5 separate regions of the Mus musculus genome follow, and all the other regions are linked to region 4. A link is a loop called in an ENCODE intact Hi-C map of the cell type or tissue named here. Cell type or tissue: left cerebral cortex. All regions are shown on one strand. Links, peaks and the distances in the headings refer to the core of each region. The heading gives the core; the rest is flanking DNA. Region 1 overlaps Mdga2 (MAM domain containing glycosylphosphatidylinositol anchor 2). Region 2 has its middle 130 kb from the start of Rpl10l. Region 3 has its middle 350 kb from the start of Rpl10l. Region 4 holds the start of Mdga2 (MAM domain containing glycosylphosphatidylinositol anchor 2). Region 5 has its middle 130 kb from the start of Gm25599.

Region 1 (6,414 bases), core at 635-5,634, 130 kb after region 4:
AAAGCCATTCTGTACATATATGTATGTATGTGTGTATATATATATTATACACACACATACGTACATGAACACACACATACATACACACACATTTCTGATATTCTTTGTTTGGATTCTATATCCACTCTTTGAACTGATGTTGATATTCTTACTGTTGCTGATCTGTGTCTTATAAATATCTATAGAGAACTTTCTATAGATTTTATAGATATATAATCTACATAACATATCTACATATATCATACATGCATAATAAGATATATCTACATATGTAGATAACTAGATATAGATTATAGATACAGAGAGGTGTAGGTGTAGATATAGATAGACATAGGTAATATACTAAATATAGATATATAGATACACGGATATGTAGATATATAATCTGCTTGACATAGCATTGGAATAAGAGAGAGAGAGAGAGAGAGAGAGAGAGAGAGAGAGAGAGAGAGAGAGAGAGAGAGAGATATTTAGAGATTTAGAGATTTAGAGATTTAGAGATTTAGATATAGATATAGATGTATATATTGAGAGAGAGAGATACTAAAATCTAGTATCTATATAAAAGGGTAACTGTTTTGTAATTAGAATAGGCAAGGATTGAATGTGTAAGAGAGGAATGAAATCACACACACACACACACACACACACACACACACACACACACATTATATCATGATTAGGTAAAGCCTAAGATGGGAATAATAAAAGCAACATGTTACTGTGTGATGTTCTTGGAATAATACAGAGAAACACCTATTCAATACACATAGGGGACTGCTGAGAAACCAAAAATTAATTCTACTTATGTGAAGCTCAGAAAATTAATGAGTATATAGGGCTATTAGCACAAATATAGGTGAGGGCTTACTTACTGGGATATGGGTGATTTAAAAACCAGATGACAATATAAATTGCATCTTTAGGGCACTCTTGTATGACACTGTTTTTGCAAGGTGTGAACAAATGTCTATTCACCTCAGTTAGGGATTTGATGACAGAACAAATAAGGAAAGTCTTGTGTTTATTGACAAGAATATGTGTGAGAGGTCACTTACAAGAGAAGAAATTACTTGCAGACAACTGTATGACCAATACCCAATGCAGCATAGATGACACATCACAAATGCTAAAAATCTGAATAGCACCTGATAACCTGTAGGAAGGTCAACAGGCTGTGCCATATCTTTGCCACATCGCTCATTTGGTCTGAGCCTCTTCCCAGCAGCTTGGCTGCTTTCCACTTCTAGATATTTCAGCTGGCTTCTTTCTTCATGCTGTTCAGTTGATCTCCTTTAGATGGTTCATTTTACCTAAAAATGCCGCTTAGAATTTCTTATGCTTATATATGCTTGAGGAAAGTGTGTGTGTTTGTGTGTGTGTGTGTGTGTGTGTGTGTGTGTGTGTTTGTGATGAAAAATGTTCGTTTCAGGTACTTCCTGAAATCTATGAATTCCTATTTCTTGCCCTTAAAGAGTTTTCCTGCCTGGTGAAATTTTCTGCTTCACCTTAGCATATTCTCTGTTTTAACCAGATTTTTTTTTGTGGAATGGAATGCTTTTCTTCTTATAACACACTCCATTATTTTAACTCCATTATTTTAACTCCATTCTAACATCCCATGTCCAATTGATGTATTTTCCTCCAAGATTGTAGATTTTAATCTTAGAGGAAAGTACTATAAAATAATCAGCCTATAAGACTGGTAGGCAAGTCTAACATCTCCGAGAGTCTCTTCACCTCAGCAAAAATTAATTCATATAAATTTGACTGTTTGGTATTGTGAATTTTTTTTTTTAGGTTTCAGAAACTTCCTTGTGCTTGAGAGTTATTTGCTGAAATTTGTAAGTGTCGTATTTTTGTAAGACATGTGGAGCCTCTTTTAATGATGCTATATTTCAATTTTGGAAGAAACTGTTATACAACAGATGTAATAGGAAGATCATGTGTGTCTGTCAGTGAGAAATAGAGATACTTTAACTTTGGGAAACACTACTGTTAAGGATTTTCTTATGGATTTTGCTTTCTTGGATCTTTCTATTAAAATTACACCTCAATGAGGAGGATGATTTATGGGAACCCTTGCTCAGGTTTAATACTGAAGTACCTGATCTATGATTGAGTGTTACAGCATGATGTGTGGAGTGGCATTTTCTACTAGAAGAATGAAGTTAATGTCATAGGTGTTCACATGGTACACATACAACAATTTAGAGACCAGATATCATTAATTAAAAGAAAAAACACAAATGTGACAGTATTCCTAACAAGATTTAATAAAATATTTTGATGCAAGGAAACTTATTGGTAATTTCATTTAGTCCCTAAGGCAATACCCAGTAAATGTATTTTTGTTTGTCTAAGTGTCCTGAGAATCTATACTACTTAACTATTGATTTTCCTAAAGAATTAATATTTAATTGATCTTTTAAAATATAAATTCTATTATAATTTATATATTTTAGCAAAAATAGAATATGTTATACAACACAATAAATATATAATATAAATGTGAATTATAATTAAAAATAAAACATAAAGGATCTGAATTGTTATTGTCTTAAATATTAATTGTGGTAACACTATTTTTCATTTAGCAAAATTTTATTACAGTAAAAAGTATTTGAGGACAAAAAACTATCTGTGCTGATCATGCTTATTATACTTTATGTTGTTCTTGGCAAGTCAGGTTCCTACAAGTTTAGTGGTATAAACACATTCAATTGTTTCAATCTTTGAAAAAATTCTTGAGATAGTACTCTTGTTCTTCTGAGACTTAGCAACCCTGGAATTATCGTGGAATCTGAAGTACTGAAGGGAGTTTAGACCATATTTTTTTGGCTTAAGATCAATGGATCATTTCCAGTGTAAACAAAGGTTGGTTTAGTCAAATTAGCCATCTGTCTCTGAGGAATTTAAACAGTAACATGACACATTTTACTACTGTAACTAGCTTCTGCCTATTTTTAAATTTCCCTGAAAGAGAGGAGGTACAGAGGATAATAGCAGCCCCCAGGATTCCTCTTCAGATGAATTCTTCAATGGCACAGTAGCATTGATTCTCCTGTGTCAACAGCTGGTGTATTATGTGACAGTTGCACATTTAAAGGAACTCCTTTTTCTAGATTTCACGGTTCTTAAATTCTTCTACAATCTCATGACCTCTATTCCACTTCTTGCTTTCCTTCATGGATTCTCCAATTAAAAATGTTATTCTCTGTAGAGTGGTCTATAAGGTTGAATTACCTGCTTAGAGTAAGCGCCACATTTTACTACTGAAGGATGCCAAAAAGTGTCTACTTCTATGTGACTACACTTTAGTCTACTATGTGACTACCCTTTAGACAAGGTTTTATATATATAAAAAGGAATTTAGAAAAATTTTAGGTAAGGCTATGTAAGATTTCAATAAACTTGTTAATTTAAAGTAAAAAGCTAGCTGTTAACATCTTGTAAATAGGTTCTTATTAGCTCTGCATTATCTTGTTTGAAATTTTTCCCTTTATAAATTTCTCAGTGACTTATTAAAATAATATTAACATATTCTGGTTATTATATTTTTAACATTACAAATTGTTGGAATTTTGACTGTGTAAGTAAATACTAAATAGAGTGTAGTGAACTCATATTCAGTGACAAAGTGTTTGGGACTCCCATTACTTCCAGCAATGTAAAAATCACAGGGAACTCCTCTTACAGAAGGGACAGAAAGCAGAGCTAGTCAATGGCTTTCTTTGTGTTGTATTGATATTTATATTACGTTTGTATATGAAATACACAGGGATGCAGATGTGGTTCATAAATACAAAACTATATGCTGAAGAAGCAACATTAATTATGTATTTAATAATACATTTTCATATCTCATTGGGTAATTTCTATTTACCTATGTCCTTGTAAATTAAATGATTAGATTAAGTTGGTTATCTTGTTCTTCATCATCACCCTTTATATTCTCATTGAACTTGAGAGGGAAGACATGTTCTTACCCTCCAGAGAGCCACATTATTTACTTGGTTCATTGGAATAGTTAGAGATATGGGCACACACATAGCTTTTGCTGTGTGGCTGACCGTGGACCCTGTCTTTGCCATTGCTGATACCTGGCAAGCTTGTTATTCTAAGAGGAATAGGAACTTTGAGGAACCTATATAGAAGACAAGACTGGTCAAAAGCACCTTAATCCAGCCATTTCCCAACCAAACTGAATGATACCTGGAAGGGGGATATACTAGTGGTGTTTTAAACCATTAGATTTGGTGGTGGTTGGTTATGCATTATTTCTGTGACTGAAAACTTAACCAATTCAGAGGATTTAGTATAAAATTCATTTATTTTGCAACTATTGGCAGGAAATTAACGATGAAATTTTTCACTCTATTTCTTTCTTTACCCTCTTGCTCTCCACATGCCCCTCCTCTCTCTGTCTATAAGTTACATGTACAAGATGCCATCGCTCCTAGGATATGTTCTATTTGTTTGGCTCAGCCTGCTGCTGCATAACTGAGCTTCACTCCCTACAAGTCAAAAGCACTGTTTATACTTTCTTCTGACACAAGGCTGGTAAGCTCTGTGTAGTGTTTTAAAGGAAACAGCAAAGCCATCACCATGACTACACATCCTCACCCCTCACTTTTAGAAAAGCAGCCCTTTCCACTGACTGCCAATGTAGGACATGAAATTACTTCCATTCCATTTAAACTCTGTATTTTACTTAATGTTCCAAAATTAGGAGTTAACCTCAATAAACTAAGTAGCTGACTTACATTTGAATGCTCAAGGGAGAAAAACGAAGTGGCTCCTTGAAGAACAAAGAATATATTCCAAGAAAATCCTTTCTGAACAGTTATAGCAAAACCAAATGGCACCCAGGCTTACGCAGGATACATTTCTGAGCAATGTTTACATAAAACCAACCATGTAACTGACATGAATCAAATTTACTTAATTTGATTTTTATTTATTTCTCTATTCGTGTGTTAAGATATGAGACTGAATGAATGTTAAATAGTTGGTAATTCTAATGATGCTAAATAAACTGCAGAAATCAACAAAAACTCATTCAAATTCCAATTTTTAGCTCTCAGTCTGGGATTTCTAGCATTTGACTGTATTCTTCTAGGATTGATTTTCCTTTGCCTTTCCAAATTGATCAATAAGACATTGATTATCCTCTCTCCAGAGAATTTTGAAGTTCCTGGGGAGTGTTCTATACATGTTTCAGTATAGCCCTCACAGGAAGGTTCCTTCACACTTCCTCATCTTTCTGCTTTTGCTCTGCCAGTACTTTATCAGGTGGTCAGAGGCGTGGATCAGAGAGCCAGGGTTGTTACTAAGGCAGCCATGCTCATGGTTGATGCTGGAGCAGCTGAATCTAAAGCCAAACCATTTCCTTGTTGCTTGTTCATTTATTGAACTTCCCAACTGTCCACTCATACCTCCATTCTGGAATATACGGATCCATGAAAAATACTCTCTAGGTCAATTGGGGTGACAGCTGTGATCATCTTTATAATCATTCTCTTTTCTAATATTAGCTCACTCTTTTATCCTCACTTTTCAACTGTCCAGGATGTATAAGCCCAGTTTACTATGCTCAGAAAGGTTGACAGTGCTTAAACTAAGACCTTCCACAAACGTAAAAAACTTCCTTCTGATAGATGAGGTGGATTCAGCTGTACATGTGTTCCTATGACAAAGGGAGCTGAAATGTTTACTTTTTTACCTAGATTTCTAATAGATAACCCTATAAGAACTAATGCTACTTGACAAATACACACTTGGGACCAATTTGATACCCTCGTTCTTGCTGTATTCTGGAGCTAATATATGCAAATGGCTATGTCTACTAGTGGTGTAGGCGGATTATGTCAGCCTCCAGGGAGGCTGAGGTAAGAGGACCACAGTGGAAAGAGGACTCCTCTGGGATACAGGTCAAGCTTAATGTCAGAAGAGCATCTGAGGACCCCTTTTCAAAAAAAAAAACGAAAAAAAAGAAAGAAAAAATAAAGAAAAGAAAAAAGATTAAGATTCAGTTAAGTGCTAGAGTACTTATCATGTGTGAGGCTTGACTTCAATACCTAGATTACAATGTAGCCATGAAAACAGAGGTATATTTAAGATTATAATTTACTTTTATTGGCTTTGAGTGTGCATGTGTTCTATGTATGTAGAAGTGGAAAGCATGTGTGTAATATCCATCCTAAAAATATTACCATTTTCCTTATTTTTTTTCCTGTTGCTTTGATAAGTATACTCCTGGGGGAAAAGAAAACCCCTCCTCAGCGGATGGTTTAGCTCACAATTTAAGGTGCAGTTTCAACATGACTGATCAACTAAAGACTGGAGCACAAGGTCGCTAGTGACATCCCATTTGTAGTCAGGAACAGAGAGAGCAATGAATTGCTTCATATG
Region 2 (6,414 bases), core at 1,007-6,006, 1.1 Mb after region 4:
AGGACACACAGGGCTATACAGAGAAACCCTGTCTCGAAAAAACCAAAAAAAAAAAAAAAAAAAAAAGAAAGAAAGAAAGAAAGAAAGAAAGAAAACAAAACCAAACAATGGTAAGACCATGACACCCTTCAAAAGAATTGAGATTATATGGAAGTTGTTACTTGGAGTCAATTAGAGGTTATACTGCAGAGTAAGAAAGAAGAAGAAGTGTAATATTCCCATTATACACTGAGAACTGGGGATTCTAAGTCTTTGGACTCTTACTTCCTCATTTTCCAGAGTGCTACGACTCAGGTTTGGGACAGCAGGCATTCAGGAACTGTATTAGCACAATCTAATAATCTTTGGGCCCGTGTGCCCCTCAAATTTTCTGTGATGAGTCATAATCAACAATGTGATGACATTGGAAGTTGGGAACCCTGGAATGTAAAGGTATGGAATTAGGATCATTGCAGAAGAAACTTGAGGGAGGATAATTTGCCCCTTTCTACTGACTTGCGGTTAAAGCTGGAAATTATTCTCTGTGAACCAGAAAATTAGTTATCATGAAACAACGAATAACCATCTTTTTGACCTGGGACTTACCAGCCTCCAGAACTGTGAGGATCAAATGTTGTTTGTCACCACTTAAGTAAAGCTATTTTGCTACAGAAACCTAGATACACTAAAAGATCTGTAGTTACTGAGATCTAACTGCAGAAATGGCTAGTCCCTACCAGCTGATCTAGAGGGCAGAAAATATGATACTAACAGTGATGATTCAATTATTAATTGTATGCCTACACTACACAAATGTGAATGAAGAATTATGTGATAATAATTTTTGTGGATTTTGTGAAAACAATCTTAAATATTCCTCTACCAGAATTTGTTACAGTTAAACAGCAACAGTCTAAACAGTAGATGGGGATTTTGCTGTAATCTCGAACTGCCATGACTGAGTACCACACCAGACACTACTGAGACTGAACACCATGAACACACTTTGTTCTTTCCACTCTTTAATTGTTCAGGCTGATTCAGTGTCTAGCTCACAGGCATGTGCTCTGGGTGTTAATTGGTAGGGACAGTGCATAGCAGGGTTCCCTTAGTGGGTTTGCTTACACCAGTATGTTTAATCAAGACTCACATAAACAGGAAGTTGGCAATGTGAGGACAAGGGAGGTGCAGAGAAGGTGGGCTTGGTAACACATCCATGACAGGGAAATGGGGACATGGGCATATACTTCAACTGCTTTGCTCTAACAAAAATAATCTGCAAGAAGCCTTTGACCTGGAAGTAAAATACTGAAAACTTTAATATAGATTTGGATTTAACCATACACCACATCTAGCATAAGGTTACAATAAGCATAGAAAGTAAATATTCATATCTGCACTTGAGGATGAGAATGTATTTTAAAATGGTAGTAAAATGACCTTGGGATTATGGTCCCACAAAAAGGTATTGCAATACAATGCAGTAATTCCCATGCTAAGAAAGCAATTTGCTTTATGAATGCTGTGTCAAGTGGGGCAGGCTTTTAAGCAAGACCATGGTAAGGGTCTGTAGTATACTGATAAAGCCTTAACAGTAAATTTAAGAGCTGGGACCCAAACAAAACTGGGACAGTAGGAACAAAAAATAGGGTAGAAAGATATTGCCTATCAATATCTATATCTCTCTTTCAGTGTAAATTAAAACTAAGGAACATAAAAACAAACATGAAATACACCAGGAATAGCACACGTGTATTTTGTACACAGGAATGTCTATGCAACATGTGTGTACTTGGTGTTGCTGGAGATCAGAAGAGGCTACAACTGGAATTATAAACAGTTGTTAGCTACCACATGCATGTCAGAAATCAAATCCTGGTCCTCTGTGGGAACACAAGGACTCTTAATTGCTGGGTTATCTCTCCAACTTCCATTTGAGGCACTTAAAAATTATTTTACTTTTAATTATGTGGTGTGTGAGTGTGTCTGTGCACATGAGTGCAGGTGCCCACAGATCTCAGAGGTGTTAGATCCCCTGGAGCTAGAATTATAGATATTTGTGGGCCAAAATCCATGAGTGCTGGAAACTGAACTTCAATCCTCTGGAGGAGCTCCTGTCTGCTGCGCCCTTGCTACGGCTCCATGTTTGATTTTCTGAGAGGTTATGATATTTTCAGTGAGAGGGTAAGTATGAATGACAACATTCTCAGTTTATATTTAGATTATCTATGCCCTGATCACTTTTATGGTGAGAGAGACAAGATCTCTTGTTTTGTTAATGTTTTATGAATTTTTACCATTTCCTGGCATTTGTTCCCAAGAAAAATCTAATTTTTCTTGTTGTACAGCTATTATTTCAACTGCCCCCCCATCTCTTTTGAGAAGAAATATATAAGGATTGCAACTGAAAGTAGGACAGTTGCAATGAGTACAGTGATGGCCTTTTCTTTACTTTTTAAATATTTCTTTATTTTATGTATGTGAGTACACTGTAGCTGTCTTCAGACACACCAGAAGAGGGCATCAGATCCCATTACAGATAGTTGTGAGCCACCATGTGATTCCTGGGAATTGAACTCAGAACCTCTGGAAAAGCAGTCAGTGCTCTTAACCACTGAGCCATTTCTCCAGCCCCCAAGATCTTTTCTTAAGGGACATGATCTTTTTCTTTAAGCCTATACATATTTCTCTCCTGATGGAGAGAAGCAAGGAGTATCTTCCAAAAAAGATGAAGTATGGGAAAGAATACTGTTATCCTAGTGGGCATTTGTTTACTCCTGAGTCTTTTTATGGGGGAGGTGTCCTTTTGTCCTTAACTTCCTTTAAACTGCCTTCCTTTAAAATAAGCATCTTTAAATTTAATGCAGTTGTGTTATATGGGAGAACTCATCCTGCTGCTATGGTTAATAAGGAGGAAATGATGGCAGGCCAGAATGGATGATGGACAGGTAGAAGTGGGATACTGAAGTCCTCTCCATGAGACAAGTCAAATGTAATCATTCATTCATTTTGGTTTTATTTTTCATGCATCTTAGAAATGAGAATATAAGTAAAATTCTCCACTATTTTACACGACAAAGCTTACGGTTACAAGATTACTCTCCCATCCCCTTACATGGCTGAGACACCACTAAATGTCTGTAAGATGAAAGCTGACTCACAGTTTGTATTGCTTTCTGCGCAATGTGAGTTGCCCCGTCATTCTTCAGATCTGCATCTAGGCACTGAAAAAGTCTACCCAGATGTCTTTTCATTTCTGCAGCTGAAAAGCCAGAACATCAAGATTTACCAGGGTGAGAAAAATGGTTAAATGTCCACATGTCAGTGCTGCAGGATTATAAGAAATAACAGTCAGTGAGGAACAGCACAAAGAGAAGTGGTTGAAACTCTCCTTTGTTCTGTTATTAATATTGTTTGGAACTTTTGACAGGATTTTACTCTGTAATATGGACTAGCCTGGAACTCATATGTAGCTCAGACTGGTCTTGAACTTGTTGCAATCTTACTGCTTCAGGCTCCTATGTGCTGCAGCAACCTTGTCGGGCAGGATGGAAGTTGTGAGTTTGAAAGAGAGCATGGAGCAGCATATGGGAGAGTTTGGAGGGAATACAAGAAAGGGGAAATAGAGCACCACTTTGAAAATGAAAGACTAATAGTTTTTAAAATATCAGACAATAAGAAATGATGACATGTCAATCAAGGCAGTTCAGTTCTCCCCAACCCCCGCCCCCCCCACCCCAGCGCTTTTCAGTCCATAGAATCTTTTCATGAATTAAGGGGTAGGGGAAAGAAAAGGAAGTAGAGGAGAAAAAGAAAGAGAAGCAAAAAGGAGGGAAGGCGGGAGAGAGAGAGAAAGAGAGAGAGAGAATGACCTATGACCTATTGTCAATTTGTGCAGTAGTTATTATAAAAACACTCAGCTGGTTACATGTGAACACCTAAACTCCGAGTGCATGGGTTATGTGCAGTTACAAGTGTGGTATGAATGCACACTGCACATGCAATTCTTTAAGCCATGTGTAAACACTTATATGTTCCCTGTAATGTATTGAAGTTATCAATTTGCAGCTTAAGTTTCTATTCAGTTTATTCAGCTTAACAGTTTCAAACTTAAAGACATGACAAAAGTCAATTTAAATTATATAAAATAGAAATAAAAATAAAAACAGTGCATTTATGTTCTTTGAAACACCAGTTGTTGTTTTTTGTTTTTTTTCCCAAATGGTGCTTATTTTTCTAGGGAAATTAAATAATTTTAAACTCACTTGTTAAAGTTGTACAAAGACAAAGACAAAAATATATTGAAAGTCATGCATTTCTGTAGTGTTAATATTTACTTTTCAAGACTTAACTAAGAGCATCAACACAACCTGTCAAGTTCTTTGACACCCCTTACCAGCCCATGTAATCAATTACAGTATGCAAGAACACACACAATTCCACACTGCTAAAGCTGCAATATCCTTTCTCATCTCAAGCAAACCGTCACAGAGACAGTCCCAGTGACCCAGTGTACTGTCAGATTTCTCTCACTAGAGACCATCAGGAAACCAGGAGTTGCTACAGAAACTTTTAAGTTAATAGCTTGTTTAAAAACAGATGCGCTATATAAACAAACTCAAAGACAAAAACCATATGATCATCTCATTAGATGCTGAGAAAGCATTTGACAAAATACAACACCCCTTCATGATAAAAGTCTTGGAAATATCAGGAATTCAATGCCCATACCTAAACATAATAAAAGCAATCTACAGCAAACTAGTAGCCAACATCAAAGTAAATGGAGAGAAGCTGGAAGTGATCCCATTAAAATCAGGGACTAGACAAGGCTGCCCACTTTCTCCCTACCTATTCAATATAGTACTTGAAGTCCTAGCCAGAGCAATTCGACAACAAAAGGAGATCAAGGGGATACAAATTGGAAAGGAAGAAGTCAAAATATCACTATTTGCAGATGGTATGATAGTATATATAAGTGACCCTAAAAATTCCACCAGAGAACTCCTAAGCCTGATAAACAGGTTCAATGAAGTAGCTGGATATAAAATTAACTCAAATAAGTCAATGGCCTTTTTCTACACAAAGGATAAACAGGCTGAGAAAGAAATTGGGGATACAACATCCTTCACAATAGTCACAAATAGTATAAAACACCTTGGTGTGACTCTAAGGAAAGGACAGATCTGCATGATTAGAACTTCAAGTCTCTGAAGAAATATATCAAAGAAGATCTCAGAAGATGGAAAGATCTCCCATGCTCATGGATTGGCAGGATCAATATAGTAAAAATGGCTGCCGAAAGCAATCTACAGATCTAATGCAATCCCCATCAAAATTCCAACTCAATTCTTCAACAAATTAGAAAGGGCAATTTGCAAATTCATCTGGAATAACAAATAACCTAGGATAGCAAAAACTTTTCTCAATGATAAAAGAATCTCTGGTGGAATCATCATGCCTAACCTAAAGCTGTACTACAGATCAATTATAATAAAAAACTGCATGGTACTGGTAGAGTGACAGACAGGTAGACCATTGGAATAGAATTGAAGACCCAGAAATGAACCCACACACCTATGGTCACTTGATCTTTGACAAGGGAGCAAAAACCATCCAGTGGAAAAAAGACAACATTTTCAAAAAATGGTGCTGGCACAACTGGCAGTTATCATGTAGAAGAATGTGAATTGATCCATTCCTATTACCTAATACTAATGTCAAGTCTAAGTGGATCAAGGAACTCCACATAAAACCAGAGACACTGAAACTTATACAGGAGAAAGTGGGGGAAAGCCTTGAAGATATGGACACAGGGGGAAAATTCCTGAATAGAACAGCAATGGCTTGTGCTGTAAGATCGAGAATTGATGAATAGGACCTCATAAAATTGCAAAGCTTCTGTAAGGTAAAAGACACTGTAAATAAGACCAAAAGGCCTCCAACAGACTGGGAAAGGATCTTTACCTATCCTAAATCAGATAGGAGACTAATATCCAATATATATAAAGAAGTGAAGAGGGTGGACTCCAGAAAATCAAATAACCCCATTAAAAATGGGGTACAGAGCTAAACAAATTCTCAACTGAGAAATACCAAATCGCTGAGAAACACCTGAAAAAATGTCCAACATCCTTAATCATCAGGGAAATGCAAATCAAAACAACCCTGAGATTCCATCTCACACCAGTCAGAATGGCTAAGATCAAAAATTCATGTGACAGCAGATGCTTGTGAGAATGTGGAGAAAGAGGACACTCCTCCATTGTTGGTGGGATTGCAAACTTGTACAACCACTCTGGAAATCAGTCTGGCGATTCCTCAGAAAATTGGACGTAGTACTCCCGGAGGATCCAGCAATACCTTTCCTTGGCATATATCCAGAAGATGTTCCAACTGGTAAGAAGGACACATGCTACACTATGTTCATAGAAG
Region 3 (6,414 bases), core at 507-5,506, 1.3 Mb after region 4:
AAAGTTTTTTCAACAAATATGTCCATTACTTTTTATTGATTTTTACAATATATGACAGTACTAAAATTATTGATTCTAACTTTTTTCCCAGTTGAGAACAGTCATTTCTGAATACCAGTTTAAATATTCTGCATTTTAAATTTAAACTGGTATTCAGAAATGACTCCATGAGAAATCCCTGCAGAAATGTTGTGAACACACATGAGTGGATATGAAAAATGTGTATATGTGCACACATACACCAGAAGACTAACCTCAGATACTATGATTAGCAGAGTTGAGTGGCTGTATCATCAGTAGTCTTTGTTATTTTGTCAAAGTTTCATACATCCATGGCTGGCATGGAACTTGCTTGGTAGTCTATGCTGGCTTCAAACTTCTTTTTCCCATTTCAGCCTTGTGAGCCCTGGAATGACAAACATATATGCTTTACCAGGCAGTATTTTTTTTTTATAAATTTTTCACATACTGCTGATGTCCACCCAAATAGTGGAATCTAAAGCATAGTGACATTTTTTAGAAAACGTTTCTACTACCCAATATATAAATTTGAGTTTCAGTTCCTTAGGGAACAAACATGTGATATTTAGACATATAATCACAGATATTGTATATAGACTCAAGATGTGCCTGTTATGCTCTGAGTACATCCTAAAAAGCAATTACTACCATTGGTTAAACATTTTTATATAGACACTATATGAGTTAAAATGAATATAAATCTTATTTTAACACAATTATTACTGATGCAGGAAAACAAAAGAAGTTATAAATTTATATACTGCTTAAGTTAAATCTTCATAGAATAATTATATCAAACTTCAAAATATTTTGAAATCAGAAAGAATGCATCTTACATGGCAAAGCCATTTATCACTGCCTTAAATAAAATATTATTATTAACATGTTAATATAATGTTATTAATGTTATTATATTAACATAGACATATGATAAGTTTTGTATTAAGCTTATGTACAATAGATAGAATTTGATATATATTGATTAAAAACCCAACATTATGAAAACATGAGACACGGGGTTAGGAAACAAAGCATGCACAATGATTCAAAGGCAACAAAGAGAATTCCATGAAATAAAAAGTAAAATTAATTTTCTGAGTCTGAATTTATAAATTTAGAAAACAACATCCATAATATGAAAAGGTGAAGGCTTTATTTTCATACTGTAAGACCTTCTACATTCAACCTATAGGTTTAATTGGTTTAGGGCTACAATTCCAACAGTGTATAGTGTGTGAACACAGGAAATGAAATGTAATTTTCACAGTACATCAAAAGTTTCAGTTGGAATAAAAATATCCTATTTTCATTTTGGAAATACATTGATAGACTCAAGTGAGAAGTGTGTATTTCATGAACCTATTATGAAAGCTGTTATGATATTGATTCCATACTACACACACACACACACACACACACACACACACACACACACACACACGCGCGCGCGCGCGCGCGCGCGTGTGGGTGTGTATAACCCCAATTAAAACAGTAGGTTGGAGCTGGGGATGGAAGTGCTGGTGTCAAAGAGAGAGCAGAGCACAGCAAGAGCGTCAGAGGAGGCTAATTATGGGATGGATCCCTGGACAACTTTATATGTCCCAGTACAGGGGAACGCCAGGGCCAAAAAATGGGAATGGGTGGGTAGGGGAGTCGGGGGGGGAGGGTGTAAGGGACTTTTGGGATAGCATTGGAAATGTAATTGAGGAAAATACATAAAAAAAGAACGTCAGAGGAATGTAGTGTGGGAACACGCAGGAGTTGTGTTTTCAATTAAAGCTTGAGTTGGTATGACTTCATTCGACAACCGCTTTGGGAGCATTCTGTGGCGATGGGAGTGAAGAAATTATATAAGACAGATAAGCTTCACAAATATAATTACTTTTGAGTGGGAAGGACTGAAACAAAGGAACAAGGACAAATTCAGTCTATTCCCAGCCTCATACTCCCTCAAAAGCTCCACACTCCCTAGTTTTCCTTGGGCGATCTAGGTAGCTTCAAGACGTCCTCCTAGTCAGTTAACTCACACATTCTAAGAATTCTAAGAATCCTCGTTTTGCAATAGCATGTTAATATGATTTTTAAATACTTATTGTCACCTGGAATTGTCACATAAACTACTTACAGACTAGAAAATTTTAATTCTGATAGCATAAGTTGCTATGAGATTTATGGCACAAATAGCAAGATGTGAGCAAAACATAACAAGCAAAAAGACGTCTGTTAAGTTTTAGTCCCTCGTCCTTTAGCTACACTGAATTTTGTCAGAATTAAATGTGTGTGTGTGTGTGTGTGTGTGTGTGTGTGATCAGTTTCTAAATAAGAGTATAGATTCTTTCCCTTAGGAGTTTAAAACTGGTGCTCTAAAAGGTAATTTTCTCTCTAGCTTGTGAGAATGTTTCTCATTATCCAGTAATAAGGTTCCATATGAAATGGTTTCCTTTTAAGATAGCTCATGCCGAGGTAAACATGAGTGAAGGGCTGTCCCACATTCATCACTGGTCTGCAGTTTATTCTGTAAAGGAGGTAAAATCCAGCAAAATCAACAACGGGTCTGCGAGGAGACAGAATAAGAGCTGTGTGACATCTAGTGGCAAGTCTAGCAACAGCTGAGAATCCTAATCACGTTTCAACAGTTTATCCTGTTTGCAATGCCATTTATCACCAGCAATTTTGGGCTAAAATTTTTTGGGTTTTTGTTAAATAAATGCTAAAGTCATATGCATATGCATAATAAGAATTAGGCTGTGTTTTATTTAAAAAAAAAACTATATGGTCATACGATAACTGGACATCATTCCGTAGCACACTCTTTCTTTTGTGGTCATTTTAATAAATGTATTTCTTCTGAAAAGACGTCACAGGATCATCAGATTTCCCAAATTGTAAAATGAGTTTTATTAATTTGAGTAGATTGAAATTTATGTATAAAGTATGTGTTAACATTAAACCTCAGATTTCATTTTAGCGACTTCATTTTAACAAATAAAGAAGAACCACTATGGAACATGGGACTCAACCTGTAATCCGAGCACACAGAAGGCTAAGCCAGAATTATTGCAATGAGTTTGAAGTCAGCCTGCACTCTATCCTGAGTATGAAACTAGCCTCAAATATAAAATCAAACAAAAGTGACACACTCTCAAAAAGGGGGGAAAAACCAACAACAACATAAAGGAAGACAGAAAAAATAAAGATCATGTGTTCCTTGTTATTTAAAGCAAAATTAGATAAAAAGACTGACAGGTATTTCTCAAACTCATAAAATAAACTACACTTAATCAAACCTGTTAGACTATGTCTTATTATTTATAGGTTATTATCAAGCCAGTCGACATATTTATTCAAGATCCATAAAGTTTAATGGAAGAATATGAAAAATTTATATAAACAGGTGGTATTTACTTATAGTGAGAGTATAATTTACTAGAAAAGACTGCTAAATGGTTTACCTATACCATTTATTTAATTTGTAAAGACATTGTGTCTGAAATTTCAGATGATCTAAAAACACTGAAAATTAGATCTCCACTGCGTAACATGGTACACATGAATGCATATGTGCACATAACCCAGAGTAGAGTCACTTTTCCATGTCAAAACTGCTAGGAAATACTGAACACTCCACCGTGTCTCTGATTTGTGGTCACTATGATGTATAGTTACTATATGGGTGAAATCTAGGTTCATTCAATAACCCATCCACTTCTCACTCAATAATATTAATCAAATACTTAGCATGTCTCAGTAATGCTTGTGGAGACAGGACTAATCTTTTAAATACCACACTGTTTTATGTCCAGAAGGACCAGTGACAGTGATGCATGGTTTTTTCAGAGTGGTCTTGATACTGCTCAAAATATAATCTAAGAAGAAATTCCAAAATTGGCGCCTGAATGTTTTTTAAAATCTCTTAATTTTCTGTTTGAGCAATTTTTTCCATGGTCACCCAACTTTAGGTACCTAGGCAATTTTTTCCCCCATTGGAATCTTGTTTAATGGAAATTTTCTATAAGAAAATAAGAGATGTTAAATTTCAGGTCAATTAGTAGGCATGTACTGGTAAATACAAATATTAAAAGCAATCAATAATTGTATTATCTGGCTTTTTGGACAATTTGATGATATCATTTTCTTTCTTTGACATTATGCTTCATTGCCTATTTATATATAAAAAAACAATGTGCTAAAAGATTACATATGGAAGTAAAATACTTACCATAATGAAAATACTTTGTATGGCACCCATTCAACAACTAATTAGATCCTAGATGGAAGTTATTCCTCTCAACTTGCTAAATATGCTTCCCTACTTGGGCAGAGAATTCCAGTTAACAACTCCATTTATAGCCCATAGGAAGTGTTCCGAGGCTGCATCAGCTTGCTCCACAGTCTCTGTGATTCTGAGGATAAATCACTATGAGTAAAGACATACAATCTAAAATGATCTATCACAACTGAAAATCAATACATCAAGAGCATAAAAGAGTCTAGGATAATTCACTTGCCAAGCCATAAATTAGGCATGCATATCAATGCCACATGGGATGCAATACCTCATAAAAATAAGCTTAAAATTCTTAAAATATATGATTAATGAAACTACCACAGCTTGAAATATATATATTATACTGCTTACACTAACCAATATATTATACTCAGAGTTTTATGCTTCTGAGAAATGGCATTTACATACACAGTATCAACAGTGACAATAAATCAGAATTTCTTGCTCCAAAGTCCAATTCTTTGGGTAGTGATTCATGTTTCACTTTTTAAAATGGTGATTTACACTAATGTATTTCTCATAAAATATTTAATACTTCTTACAATTATTGCCAAAACTGTGTTCTAGCCACTTTTATCAGGATGCCCAGAGAAACTCTTCCCAAGGCAATCATAAATTTTTGAACTTTGATATTTTACAATAAAGTGACAATATTTTATACTCTTAAAATTCTTGTGCCACAAACCCTGAGCCTCCTTCTCAGCCTACCCATCTGCTGCAGATATCCACAGCTAATAATGTATGGGGTGTTGCAAATTCACTGGCTTAATGTGGTCTGGGATCTGTTCCACCAACAGTCTGTGCTGGCTGCTGTTTTCCAAAATGTAACCCAAAGCATGTTTTGAAGGAATTATTATTAGAAAACACGAGCAACACTGAACTTCATCTGAGGATGGACATCATGGAGTTCCAGTATAAAGAATCTCCATACCAGTTCATCACCTACATAAGACCCAATCATACTCTGCCCCTGCTTTACTAGGATAAGCAAACACCATACTCTCTAAGTTCCCGTCATCTGCTTCATAGTCAAGCTGCTTGTCCCCACTGCCACTTTGGAAAAGGGTCTTACTGATTTTGACTGACTAAACTTTAATCAGACTTTTCAGTTTTTTCCTTGGTCTCTAAAGTGTGGCCTATCTTTGAGTTTAAACAAGCATTTCAATGTTGTCTGGCCTGTTCTTAAACACCTTGATTGGGATCAGCTACTTCAAAAAATATTTTTCTCAAGTATCTGATCATGCCACTTACACCAGGACCACCCAACACTGGTTATATACAGCTTTGTTCATTTCCCCTTAGGAAAGAGACTCCATCCCTGTTTAGACCTTGTCGACATTTGCATAAGATTGGCCTCCTCTGTTACAATAGTTTCCTCCTAATTTTGTAATCATCATTTACAATATCTTTTTCTTACCTAAGCTGAGAATTTTTAACCAATAACATCAAAAAAAAAAAAGAATCAGCTCATGTTGTTGAGTACTTAAACTCTCTATAAGCTCTAATGAATATATGAAGACATTGTAAACAATTGTAAATAATTTCTCTTTACTCATGAGAATTTTATGCATGTTTACAATAAAATATGATGAAACCTATCCCCATTTCCCCTCTCTAATTTCCCCCATAAACAATGCATTTTAAATAGCAATTTTATGAGAGGTTCCTCAGATATAACAAACTTCATTCTTCCCATGTATAATTTGGTAAATTTTTGTACAATCAGTAATTTTATAAGTATAATTATTTTTAAAAAGAGAAATTAGCAAAATGTTTAGGTAATCTTTCATTTGCCTTTTACAAATATATGGAAATATGTATGGAGTAAGTATGGCGATGACTGTGACTGAATTATTCAGGAGGCAAGAATGAGAGCTGAGGGCCAATGCTGGAGTCTGCTTAAATCTGTGCATGGTATTATATGCATGTCTGTAATGATGATGCTCCTAAGGTAAGATAGAGGATGAAGACAACAGGAACTGCAGAAGCTGACCTCAAAATATCCCATCTCAAGGTAGAAAGCAATGTTTTTCTTTCCATTTTTTTCTTTCTTTTTGACCACTAATCTTTTATTTAAAAATGTCATATATTTTGATCTTTTCCCT
Region 4 (6,414 bases), core at 887-5,886:
GGGATACTAGCAATAGTTAACATTTTAAAAAATATTTTGCTATTCAATCTATATTTGCCACATACTCAAGAGAGGAAACCATATGTATATATGGAATGACCAGACTCAAGCTTTTCATTAATAAGCTCCACATCAGATAATATGAACTATAGCAGTGTTTCTTTAAACCAGAAAGTGGAGGAAGCAGATAATTGAATTAGCATGCATTTTAATATCTTTACAAGGAAATCCTTTTGACCTGGTGGGAGTATTACAATGAAAGGGGCCAAGTAGGGGAGAAGAAGCATGTGAGTGGGAGTAGATACAGGAAGAGAGGCATGTTCTTTATACGTCACAAATTTGATGTGCAGAAAGTTTCTTTGAATCATGCTTTATCTTTGATACAAGTGCTTCAAAAGCTGCAAATGAGATGTACTTCAGTGGCTGGAGGCTGGGCAAACCTGAAAATGAGAAATGAGGACATTGGAATATTCCGATTCAGTGGCTATAATGAACATGGGAGCCTCAGATGTATCAGGGTAAGTGCCAGAATTAAAGTAGAGACAGTCTGTGGTGAACGGGGGCGTGGAGACCATCTTTTCCAATACCACCCAACAAACCATCACTTAACAAGAACAAAAAGAGAACTGTGCAAGAGCAAGCCAGACAAACTCCTTCAGGGTTCCTGCTTACACTTTACAACCATTGGCTGAGATAGTAGTTTGTTAGCAGGATAGCAAGCAGGATCTGATGGAGAATGTGAAATATCACATTTCCATAAATATTCTGTGATGGCAAATGAAAACAATCACCTGTTTAGGATCTAAATTTCCTTCCCTTTATTTTCTATTGCCTAGACATCTGTACGCTGTTTCAAATCTCATTGAAATTTTTTGTCAATCTCTATTTCTATCCTTTATACCCAAACTTTGGGTTAATCAAATCACTTAGTCACCAGCAACTGTACTTAAGCTTTCAAAAAAAAAAAAATTTGGAGTAACTCAGATACTGGCCTTTAATCTGCCTTTTATCTGGTTTGTTGTTGTCCCCAAAGTCTTAGCTTCCTGTCATACTAATGTGTTTTTTCTCAAGCTAGTAAGTCAAGCACAGTGATATGTGGGAACTTCTCTCTATTAATATTTAAGCTGTGGAGTTCTCCAAGGATACAACAGGAAATGGAACATTTGAAAAAATAATCTTGAAGCAGAATTGTGCTCTCAATTTTTCAAGTCTTCGGGAGCTATTAAGCTATTCCTAAGTACTGAACTTCCAAACCCTTTCAGAGAGAAAATCTGCAGGATTCGATGCGAATGGACAGAAGTGGGGCAGATGAATTCTGACTAAAGCCAGCAATGTAATGCTTCACCATATTCAAGCAACTGGAGATAGTAAGATGTCAGCTAATGCAAGACAGAAATCATATGTCATTAACCTCACACATGAAAGCTCTGGTATGATGAATATTATCAGAACAATATTAAAATTAATTCCTCGTCTGCCCCCTTGCCAGATTCTGAGTATGGCGTCTCATTTTCCTCCTCTTTTATGTGATGACAATGTTAAGTCCATCCTGTGGGTCTCAGGCCCAGGGGATGTTAATGTCAGTGCTTTGTGTTTCCCTAAAGTCATTCATCTTCTTACCCCACACTGAATATTGCCTCTATAGTCCATAAAATGATATCAGAATAGTAAGAGTTCAAAGGAGCGAGAATTATTCTAGGTCAGGTTACTAAAACTACCAAAGCTATGATATGTAAGGGTAGGCTTTTTTTTTTCCCAATTTTCTTCATTTACATTTCAAATGCTATACCGAAAGTCCCCTATACACCCCCCTGCCCTGCTCCCCTACCCACCCACTCCCTTTTCTTGGTCCTGGCATTCCCCTGTACTGGGGCATATAAAGTTTGCGAGACCAAGGTGTCTCTCTTCCCAGTGATGGCCGATTAGGCCATCTTCTACTACAGACACGAGCTCTGGGGTTACTGGTTAGTTCTTATTGTTGTTCTACCTATAGGGTTGCAGACCTCTTCAGCTCCTTGGGTGCTTTCTCTAGCTCCTCCATTGGGGGCCCTATGTTCCATCCAATAGATGACTATGAGCATCCACTTCTGTATTTGCCAGGCACTGGCATAGCCTCACCAGAGACCGCTATATAAGGGTCCTTTCAGCAAAAACTTGCTGGCATGTGCAATAGTGTCTGTGTTTGGTGGCTGATTATGAGATGGATCCCCAGGTGGGGTAGTCTCTGGATGGTCCATCCTTTCATCTTAGCTTCAAACTTTGTAACTCCTTCCATGGGTATTTTGTTCCCTATTCTAAGGAGGAATGAAGTATCCACACGTTGGTCTTCCTTCTTCTTGATTTTCTTGTGTTTTGCAAATTGTATCTTGGGTATTCTAAGTTTCTGGGCTAATATCTATTATCAGTGAGGATAGGCTTTTAATCAGGGGTTCAAGATTAAAATTGGTACAGAAATCTGGAGTGGGTCATGAAATCCCAGAAGTCTAGAACTAGGGACTAGAATGCTTTGCTTTCCAAATGTATAGTTTATAAGGCAATAATATTCTTTGCCAAATGAGTGAAAGCTCTCTGAAGATTGTGAAGAGCTTTGACATTCTTGATTTTGTTCAGCTGACCAGGTACCTCTAAGCAGCAGCCATGGTGAATATGAGGCCCTAGCCACACCATCTACACCCTCCCAGACCAGCTTCTGCATATGGAGGCTTTGCCAGCCATCTACCTTTCTTACTGGACTCTGAATTTGCTTTGTCCAGGGCTCTCCTTTGCGTGTTTTGTTCCTTTCTCAGGCTGACTGTCTCCCTTTAGGCCCTTAGGAGCTTATCAAGTTTTAGAAATACTAGAAGTGAACTTATCTGACTAAACTAGAGATGTGCAGCTAACCAGGCTGGATAATAGCCACACCAAGCTCTGGTGTGGGTCAGGAATCTGTGAGCAAGAACTAGAAAACACACATAGGTAGGTATGAATTTTGGTTTTGTGTAGACTTTCCAAAAGATTTTTTGTAGATAAAAAATGATATTTTTCTCATGCCTGTTTCCTTTTATAATCTAGTCCAGGGAGTAGTGTGGATGAGAGTTTGTGTGATATAACTAGCATCCAGAGGAATAGGAAGTAGAATAAATATAGCATAGTATTTATATTATGATAAGGGAGTAGATTGGAAAATGAAGACAGATTTGCCATTGAAGTTCTGCATTTTCCCTTCTGAGCTCTATATCCAGATTAGTATTTCAATTTTTCATTTTCCTTTTTTTTTTTTTTTTTGAGACAGGGCTTTACTGTGTAGTACATGTTGAACTGAACTTACCATCCTCCTTCCTCAACTGTGTGAGTACTGAGATTTCAGGCATGTGCCACCAGATCTTCCCTACCTTATTTCTATCCCACTACCTTAAGTGGATCCTATGAATCCTTCAGGGCCGTGTCTGGCATCATTCTATTTAGGTTAAAACATTTGAGAATAGAGAAGGAATTAGTAAATATTAAATGACTATTTAATCAGCTGAAACTGTAGTTAATACAAGTCCAACAGGTACCTAAAATGATTCAAGTTGTCAGGGGATAATCTCAAAGTTTATGTGAGCTGACATCACAAATGATAGTGACCACAATTTTACACGCTAAAGCCAGAATACTGTTGAATGGATCATATTAGCAATGTCATGGAGGATTGTTTAAATTGTTAAATCCCCTATAACACATATTCTGTACATAAGTATAAAGAAAAATCCCAGTGATGTAAGATGTGAATCACACTACTTCTGCAGGAAGTCTCTCTAATTGGCTAATCCCTTAAATTCTGGGGCCATGGCTCTGTCTTAGTACCTTCTGTCTGCTAAGACACCCCCTGCCTGTCTTTCAGGCTTGGCTCAGGCTCACCACCTGGAGGCCTGAAGTAGCCAGTGCTAAGGTATGACTACAAAATCACGCCTGTTTAGTCAATGTAGCCAGAAGAATATTAAATTTCAAGAAGAAATTAATATATTGGCTAAATAAGCCAGCTAATTCATTCTGTAAGTTCCCTATATAGTGTTTCATAGGAGAAGAAAAGCCTATATTTAGTTTAGTGGAGATGTTCTTTATACCCACAATGGCAGTGTATTATGCCAGTGTATTATGGAGACAAATAAATGAATACCGTGCTCTACATTTCCCTGAAAATAACTTTCTCACATGTATAAACGCGTCTAACCATTTCACTCACTTACCATATTTTGGCTAAGTGGATCTAGACAGTAAAACCTAATTTGAAAAAGAAACACACTAGAGTAACTCAGACTGTGTGGGATATTCCCCATTATGTTTTAGTTTATTAGTTTTACACCTGTTCTAGTGTAAATTAAAGATGCTTTCTCATTCTGACCATTTTGTAGTAGGGAGAATTTTAAGCTCCTCAGAACTGACCCTGTTTCAAGGAACCCTGTCTTTCATGTGAGAGGGGCTTTTCCAAGCATTTAACTTTAGGAGGTATTATATATAAAACCGACTCTTCCTGAACTCCTGGTGGTCTTCCTTCCTTCCCCCCAACACCCTTCCTCTGTTATGATGACCACATTTCCACGGAAACATGACAGGGATGGAGAAGACTGAGGCAGCTTCCAATGACTTGGCCTGCTCTGCCCTCTAGCCAAGCAGAACAGTTCCTGGAAGACCTTGGACGGCAGAAAGGGGATAAAGGTGTCCTGTAATTACCGCGTGTCTGAGGACGTAGCCAGCCCTTCCCTTCCGCGTGCAAACGCCAGCGGAGGCATCGGAAATGAATTACCAGCCCTCGCCCCCGCGGAGCTAGGGAAGAACCAGGGATGGCCTCGGCGGGGTGGAAGAGAGGCTGGGTGCTGCTACCCCTCTGAGCCCATCACTGCTGTCCAAGCTGATGAGCACCAGTGCCTACCCTGGTGAGCAGAGCCCGGGAGGCAGAGGAGGCTCAGGGGAAGGCGCCCGAGCCCTGCACTCGGTTTTGACGTCGCCGGGCTGCGGCTAGCAGCCTCGCGCTCTCAGCACGTAGCGCACAACGTGACCACACACAGCCTTCCTCCCCGGCAGCCTGGCCGCCTGCGCTCCGCGTCCGCCGCTTCTCCATCCTCCTCCTCTTCTTCCTCCTCCTCCTCCTTCCTATCGCCTCCGCGGTGCGCAACCCCCAGCGTCAATCCAGGGATCCCGAGCAAGCGTAGGGCCCCGGACGCTCCTCTGCCCAGCTTGGGCATCTCTGCCGCAACTGCGGCCCGCAAGGCGGCCGCGCAGCCGGGGTGCCCTCAGCAGGCGGCCGCTTCTCTGTTCCGCTCCGGATGCCAGCACTCCGTTAGCCCGGGTGGGGAAAGCCCTTCTGCGGCTCCCGGGTCTAAACTCCCGCCAGTCTCCACCGCCCCCACCCCCTCCACCTGGCGGGGGCGGCGCGGAAGCGAAGAGGACTCGCGGTACGGGTGGGCACGCGTGGACGGTGTGCGGATCTGCTCTGCGCTCGGCATCCTCCCTCTCCTGCAAGTGGTGGTGCTCGGACTCTGCTTTTGGCTCCGGAGATTGGTGCTGCCTCCAGGAGCACCCTCTTTGCTGGCGGGGCGCTCAAGGCTGTTTGGAAGAGCCGTGGCGGTGGCGGCAGCGGCTGAGGCTGGTGCCTGGCGAGCTCCAGACGGGCGCTCCGCTCCCGCTTGGACCCTTTCGCCCTCCTCTCTCCTCCTCCGCTCCCTCCTCCCCATCCCCCGTTTCCCACTCCTCCTCTTCCTCCTCCTCCTCTTCCTCTCCCCGCTCGGCGATGCGAGTCTCTGTCGTGTAACAGGATTGGCGTTGCAATGGCAACTGATGGAATGGGGGAAGGCAAGACAGCAGGGCTGGGGGCTCCGGACTGCGGGCGGGCGAGCCGCTGCCGCCGCTTGACGCTCCTCTGGGGACCTTCGCGAGTTACTTTGTAAAGGCGAACCCGGGCGAGGGAGCCCCGCTTCGTGCCCGGGTCAGAGGCCACTTCCTGCTCCCTGGCTGTCCAGCGCGGTTCGCGTCGCGCGGCGCCCCCAGGGCTCCTGCCCGCTCCTGCCGCTTGCCCGCGCCCGGAGCCCGGAGCCGCTTCCCTGAAGAACACTTGTCCTCACAGCTCTGCTTCCCATCACCGCCCCCTGCTCCTCCCCGGCGTCTGCGATTTTCCCAGGCGCCCGGTGTGAGTGCGGCTTGTGTGTGAGTGCATGTATTGGGGTATTGTGTAGTGGGAGTGTGTTCCCGCGTGTGTGTGCTTATACGTGTGTGCTTGTGCGTGTGTGTGTGTGTGTGTGTGTGAGCGTGTGTGTGAGCGTGTGTGTGCGTGTGTGTGTGTGTGTGTGTGTGTGTGTGTGTGTGTGTGTGTGTGTGCATGAGTGTGGGGTGTGTGGGGCTCCAGCGCTCCGCTCACGGCCGCCGCCAGGGAAGGACAGACGGACAGTGCTTCCTCCC
Region 5 (6,414 bases), core at 722-5,721, 1.8 Mb after region 4:
TAGCCAGCTACAGCACTCAAACATTGCAAAAGTTTCAGGTGAGCCGGGCCCCCAGTGTATAAGTGTGTGAATGCTGGCCCACCCACACATCTCCCATAGATGAGGGAGAGATGCCCTCCCTCCTCCCCACACCTCACCACCTACAGCAGGTGGGAGACCTTGCCTTGGGATCATGAGAGCAGAAGAGCTGGCCTTGCCCCTCACCAGCTGCAGCTTTCAGGAGAGGGGCCTGCATCTAGCCTCAGCAGCACAGTAGAGCTGAACCTGGTGGCAGGAACATGGCAAGCTGGCCCCAAGGGTGTGAGCATTGGAAAGATGGCTCTGCCACTTGTCTATTGAGTAGTGATGTGGACAAGAAAGACATGCCCCATTCTTCCCCCTTGCCACCTAAGGCAGGCAAGAGAATGGCCCCAATGTCATCAGAGCAGGAGAGCTTTCCCTGCCCCTCACTTACTGCAACACTCAGGAAAGTGAGTCCTGCACCTTGGCTGGGCAACATAGTAGAGCTCACGCTGTATGTAGGGTTTCAGGTGAGCCAGTCGCAAGGGCGTGAGCACAGGAGAGGCAGTCCTGCCTTTTGTCTGCTGGGTGGTGGTGCAGATAAGGGAGAGATGCCCCCTCCCCTCCCTCATTCCTCACTACCTATGGCAGGAGGGAGGGCTGGCCCGGAATCATGGCAGTAGAAGAACTCTCCCTGTCCCTTATCACCTGCAGCACTAGGAAGAGTGGGCCCTGCACCTGACCTGGGCAGCAGGGTAAAGATGACCCTGGTTGCAGAGATTGCTGGGTGAGCGGGACACTAAGGGCGTGAGAGCAGTAAGGCCAGTAAGCTGTCAGGTCCAGATCCAAGGCTTTAAATTGGCCCATCCCACCATCTACCCCATCGACGAACTGCTGGAGTATAGGAAAGGAACAATCTAAGGAATCCAAGACGTCGGGATCTCCATGACATGGGGCAACAACACAATGCTTAAGAGGAGCTTCAGAGAGGGCCCAGTGTTAGCGGAGCATCAGAAGCTAGAGGTCTCATACCAGACCAAGGAGTCATTGCCGTGAACATGTGCAAGAAAGGAGTGTGGACGAGGGGCTGATGAGATGGCCCAGCAGGTAAGAGCACTGACTGCTGTTTGGAAGGTCCTGAGTTCAAATCCCAGCAACCACATGGTGGCTCACAACCATCCATAGTGAGATCTGACGTCTCTTCTTCTGGAGGGGCCGGAGTGAGCAGAGGACCTGAATTCAATTCCCAGTGAGCAGAGGACCTGAATTCAATTCCCAGCAACCACATGATGGCTCACAACCATCTGTACAGCTACAGTATAATCATATACATATGAATGAATGAATGAATGAATGAATGAATGAATGAATGAATGAATGAATGACAGGCTAATCGGTGAAGCCTGTTCAAATAAATAAATAAATAAATAAATAAATAAATAAATAAATAAATGGAGTGTGGATGAAAGGGTACACTGTGGGACACTCTGTGACACGCTACAGCTTCCACAAGATTTTTCCCCCTCTGTTGTGGGGGAGGTGGTAAGGATAGAGGACAACTATGAGGGGTGGTGAGTAGAATTAGGGTGCATGATATGAAATTCACAAAAAAACAATAAAAAGTTTTTTTAAATTAAATTAAAAATAAAAAACAGATGCTTGCACATATATGACCTAATTTAATCCTCCTAGCAACCCTTTGTGGAAAGGACTCTCACTCTTCCCATTTCACAGATGGGGAAACAAAGGCAGGAAGAGGATCGATACCATCCGGAGAGCACAGAGGTAGAGGGTGGAAAGCAGTGAGCTTTTAGAGTTCCTCACAGAGAGTCTGGAATACAGTAATCCTGGATAAATCAGTCAATTTTAGCGTGTCATGATTTTCCACCTTCTGCTACCCTCATTTGGTTCACTTACTAGGAATTCTATTTCTACCTCTTTCCCTGTCTCTTCAGCTGGAGATGGCTTTCCTTAGCAACCTGCCCAGTTTTTCCTTTTGGCAACCTCCCTTCTTCTAATAACATCTTACTGGTATATTTACCAGACTAATTTTCTCTCACACACAGACACGTTTTCTGAGAGATCTGACATGGGCATCGTATTTGTTGGGGCACCTTTGACTCTTACATAGCACTCTGGCACAACGCCTTACATGATGTGTTGGATAAATTTTTACTGAACTAACTTGTAAGATTACCAAACTAATTTGTAAGATTATAGTCCAGGATTCAGGTATGAGGAACCATTTTCACTTTAAAACACACACACACACACAATACCTGTTCCCAAGTTCTTATGATAGTCACACTTTCTGAGACGAGGCAAACTGGACGAATCAGCCAAGACATTTTCTTTTTATGAGATTTTGGTATCAGACCTCTTCCCTACTCAAAAGAGTACTCCATCAGAATTGATTGTCCATGAGAATGCATTAATTGAAAAGCAGACCTCTAGCAGAATTGGCTGAATCAGGCTGGGGTTCAATCACGCACAGATAAGTGTGTGCTTATTGCAAGAAATCTTACTTTCCTAGTACAGATGAGCCTTTCCAAGGTACACAGTGAACTCTGAACAGAGCAGGAAAGGTTCAGTACAGAAAAGGTTCAGAACAGAAGAGGTTCTCTATCTAAGAAGCACCAGTGCCATCTGCAGGCAAGTCCTAGGTAGTAGTTCTGTTTTCACCCATGGATTGCTCCGCAGTTCCATCAAAAGGCCTTTCACGTCCTTACTCCACGTTAAAATACTGCAGATATCATCTTCTGTGGAAGGGTTCCATCCACACTCTTCGTCAGTGAAGCGGGTATTGTGAACATAAAACAAACCAGAGCCTGGAGAGGAGAGGCTAAAGTCCTGTAGAGGCTGGGGACTGTAGTTATCCCCAAACTACAGGCTTGGTGTGGTGGCTATCTGTAATCCTAGCACTACAGGCACAGGGAATCCTTTGCTCAAGCTGGCCACATCCCAAGGGAGCTTGCCTCTAAATGAGATGGAGAGCAATAGAAGATACCCAAAAGAGTATCAGTTGCTGTGAACACGTACGCTGTTAACCCTCCAGCATTTGGGAGGCAGAGGCAGGTGGATCTCTAATTTTCCAGCCAGGTCAGCCTCAAGAGTTCCAGGCCAACTAAGGCTACATAGGGATACCTGTCTAAAAGAAATCAGTAGTACAGAGTACTTATTCTGCTCATCTCCATGACTTCATTTGCTTAAATTGTGTTTCCTATCTGTTAAAATTAAATAGTCACTAATTGCTAACTGCAACTACAAAGGCACTAATAAAACCCCACCTATGATAACAGGAAATGATGTATTGCCATACAGAAGTAACCCAGTAATACCACATTGCATTTATTTTTCAATTCTTTTAAATCAAATTCATGTTTACCATCAGTTTTGTTTTACAAGTGGATGAATGCAATTCTGTGCCTTGGTCTGGAAATCCTATCTGAGATCTGCAGAGAAAAATTATAAAGTTTTATCTTTTTGAAGCTCTCCAAATTCTCTTATCAATCCTTGCTTTTCTTAGTCTACCTATAGAATGTTTCTTTATGGACTTTACAAAGAGTTTCAATGTAGTCACATCTGTTGTGGATGGCTCTGTGCTGCTTGCTCTCCCAGTAGAGGCTGTCTGGAATAAGGAATGAGTCACATACTCAGGTGGCTTCTTGTGAACCAATCCCCTAATGAATAAAGGAACCAATCACTGGGCGAATTCCGTGTTGGACAGAGGAAGAGAGGAAGCAGGAGAGAGTTAGGTCCTCTTTGGAATGGGACAGCAGAGGGGTAAGATGTAGCTGCTAGAATTTCCCAGTACCATGGTGGATCCGCAAGGATTTACCCCCAAGAGGAATTGGATTTTAATAAGGCTTACAAGATTAGATTTTAGTTGTTGTGCCCAGAGATTGAGTTACCATTGTTTCTGAACTAAATTTGTGTTGTGTTTTCCTTCACAAAGTGGAGAGAAAGGTACAGCAGCAAAGCATGGGTTTGCCAGAGGTGCACCACAAAGGCCGTGGGGGATTTGAAGCATGGGGTTGGTGTGGTAACAACCCAACAGTGGGAACCTAGTGAGCTGGGTGAAGAGATTGTGGAGTTCTGAGTAAGCGTCTCCATGGGATAAAACAGGTCGGCCATTGCCCACCAGTGCAAAGCCAGCCAGGCTGCTGGGGCAGAGGCACAAGAGCCGGGAATGCATCGCTTCCGTTTCTTTTTAATACTTCCCACTGCACACATCTGATCTGAATTGGCTTATTTTGTTACTCAAGGAGATTTATGTATATTTTGTTGTGCATGTGGAGTTGTGTCAATTATCACCAGAAAATTTTTCACCAAACAACACCGTGCTTAAATATGCCAAAAATAAACCAATCAGGGTCTCTAAGTTTGACCCAATACCAGCTTAAACTGCCTTCCTGCCTTCCACAGATATCCTTTCTGTAGTCCTGTGAAAATTACAGAGATATGAACCACACACACGCACACATACACACACACACACACACACACACACACACACACACACACCACCACCACCACCACCACCCATACTGCTCTGGTGACCGTGCTCTGTGCAAGCAAGCAAGCTCCACTGAGGCCTAAAACATTTTTTTTCTTTCCTTGGAGAACGTATCCTTACAATTCCAATGTGTGTCTTTAGCAAGGTACCTTTATACCACCTCCTTCCTCCTCCTCTTTGCTTTCCTGACCTTTAAATTAACCATGCTCTCCTAAGAGAATTGAATACCAGGAAAAAAACACAGGAGTAGGATCAGAATTTATACTCAACATGTGGTCACCTCCTCACATAGAAAAAGAAAGTCAGTTTGTTGCTTTCAAATCAAAAATGTTCCCAACCTTGAGAAAATGGAGCAAAAGAATGTTTTTATTTCATAGTTAGTTATAAATTGATGGGACAGGTATACCTGTCTCTGTCTAATACTTCATTCATTTTGAAGTTATTCACCAATTCCTAATTTCTAGTTTCATAACTGGACAAAGCATTTTATTTGCGCAATTGAGCTCAGTTGGATGTTGCTTTCAGAGGTCCAAGCTTAATGTCCTTCCTACCAGGCAAAGACAATTACGCCAACAAATACGAAGCGATTGGGAAGGTAGAGGCTCCCATGGCAACAGAGCTACCACCTGATGGGTAAACTTCGGAGTTATGTAGAGGCCAGTGAGAAATGCTTCTTCGTAAGGGTTACAAATTACAATACTAATTCTTCAATTTGTTCTAAGATTCCAAAGACTACAGATAGTATGGTCCTGTTGTCTTTTAACCCATCAACTTGAAGCAATTGCTTTACCTACTGTTCCTCCTTCTAAATTCCCTTACCCCGCATAAAGTGCAACAGTTTGAATATTTGGTGTCTGACAGACTGGTGAGAGTACATCTTTGTGTTCATACAATTCAAAGGGTCTCTGGAAGACCCATTGTCAGAGTTTGTTCCTAAGGATTATTTTTTTCCATACAATGTATTTGATTCTAGAGTGTTAACCTGAGCTCATCATGTAAATCCCAGAAAAGGCCCTGAGAATGAGTAAGATCTTTGAAACTTTAGAATGTTACCCGTTATATATTCTTTTGATTCCTTTTTTCCTTTAAATTCTTGTTACTGTTTGAGAATTTCATACATGCATATAGTATTTTTCCATCAAGTCCACCCTCCATCTTTCCCTCTCTTCTTCCCCCTCCCAACTTCTTGGACTTTGTTATTGGTGGTAGTGGTGGTGGTGGTGGTGGTAGTGGTGGTAGTGGTGGTGGTGGTGGTGGTTGGGGGGGTGTTTTGGGGGGTATTTTTGTTCTTGTCTTGGCACTTTTATTTGAAGTTTTTTTCATACAATATTTTCATCATATTTTTCTGCTTCTCCAACTCCTCCCTGATCTTCCGCACCTCCCTAACCAGTCATTTTTCAATCCAGCTAGTGCTACCCACATGGACATAGATGTAGGAACATGTACTAACATTCTACAAAGTTTATAGAAAAATCTTTATGATTTTAATTTTACAGTTCTTTTTTTAGTTCTTTTAATTATGTAACAGTTATGGAATTTTTCTGGTAGTTACTAAAACAGCATCGGTCTGCTGGATGCTGAACTAACAATTCTCATGTTGTCCACACTGCTGAGCACACCATGCATTGGCAATAAAGAAAACTATACCAACTGGTGAAGTAAGTGAGCTAGAAGAATGTTCTTTATTTTATGTTTAGGTATAAATTGATGGGAAATGACAACTTGTCTGTCCAATATTGAATTCATGTTGAAGTTGGTCTTCAACTCATAATTTCTGGTTGCACAACCACACAAAGCATTTTGTCTACACAATGAGCCCTTCTAGAGTTTTACTTTCACGTGTCCAGAAAAAAAAATTCTTCGAATGGAAGCCAAAAAAAGGACTTTTCTGTTGAAGA

The links. Hi-C counts contacts between places; a loop is a spot of excess contacts. Peaks named below come from ENCODE experiments on the same cell type or tissue, not always from the same donor. Only the 100,000 strongest peaks of a DNase experiment are listed, where the experiment ranks them.
Region 1: a loop joins it to region 4, with 2.5 times the contacts of the local background. A loop is called at or near these places in 3 of 42 quality-filtered maps.
Region 2: it touches region 4 in a loop (2.3-fold over the local background); 2 of 42 quality-filtered maps call a loop at or near these places.
Region 3: a loop joins it to region 4, with 7 times the contacts of the local background. A loop is called at or near these places in 2 of 42 quality-filtered maps.
Region 5: it touches region 4 in a loop (3-fold over the local background); 4 of 42 quality-filtered maps call a loop at or near these places.

The regions. Positions count from the first base shown.
Region 1 is chr12:67,087,214-67,093,627 of GRCm38, reverse strand. All of the region lies in intron 1 of Mdga2 (MAM domain containing glycosylphosphatidylinositol anchor 2), which reads left to right. Among named protein-coding and RNA genes, the nearest start is that of Mdga2, 130 kb to the left of the region's middle. In left cerebral cortex, for the core only: no CTCF peak of the experiment used is centred there; a DNase peak (open chromatin) is centred at 2,926.
Region 2 is chr12:66,149,941-66,156,354 of GRCm38, reverse strand. No RefSeq gene overlaps it. Among named protein-coding and RNA genes, the nearest start is that of Rpl10l, 130 kb to the left of the region's middle. In left cerebral cortex, for the core only: no CTCF peak of the experiment used is centred there; a DNase peak (open chromatin) is centred at 3,167.
Region 3 is chr12:65,928,213-65,934,626 of GRCm38, reverse strand. No RefSeq gene overlaps it. Among named protein-coding and RNA genes, the nearest start is that of Rpl10l, 350 kb to the left of the region's middle. In left cerebral cortex, for the core only: a CTCF peak has its summit at 2,620 (motif pointing left); DNase peaks (open chromatin) are centred at 1,988, 2,579 and 4,400.
Region 4 is chr12:67,221,170-67,227,583 of GRCm38, reverse strand. It overlaps Mdga2 (MAM domain containing glycosylphosphatidylinositol anchor 2), which reads left to right and starts at 5,035. Exons shown (of 17, transcript NM_001193266.1): 1 at 5,035-6,414. In left cerebral cortex, for the core only: a CTCF peak has its summit at 3,884; DNase peaks (open chromatin) are centred at 3,872, 4,983 and 5,428; H3K4me3 peaks cover 1,692 bases; H3K27ac peaks cover 1,568 bases.
Region 5 is chr12:65,398,416-65,404,829 of GRCm38, reverse strand. No RefSeq gene overlaps it. Among named protein-coding and RNA genes, the nearest start is that of Gm25599, 130 kb to the left of the region's middle. In left cerebral cortex, for the core only: a CTCF peak has its summit at 2,655 (motif pointing left); DNase peaks (open chromatin) are centred at 1,861 and 2,625.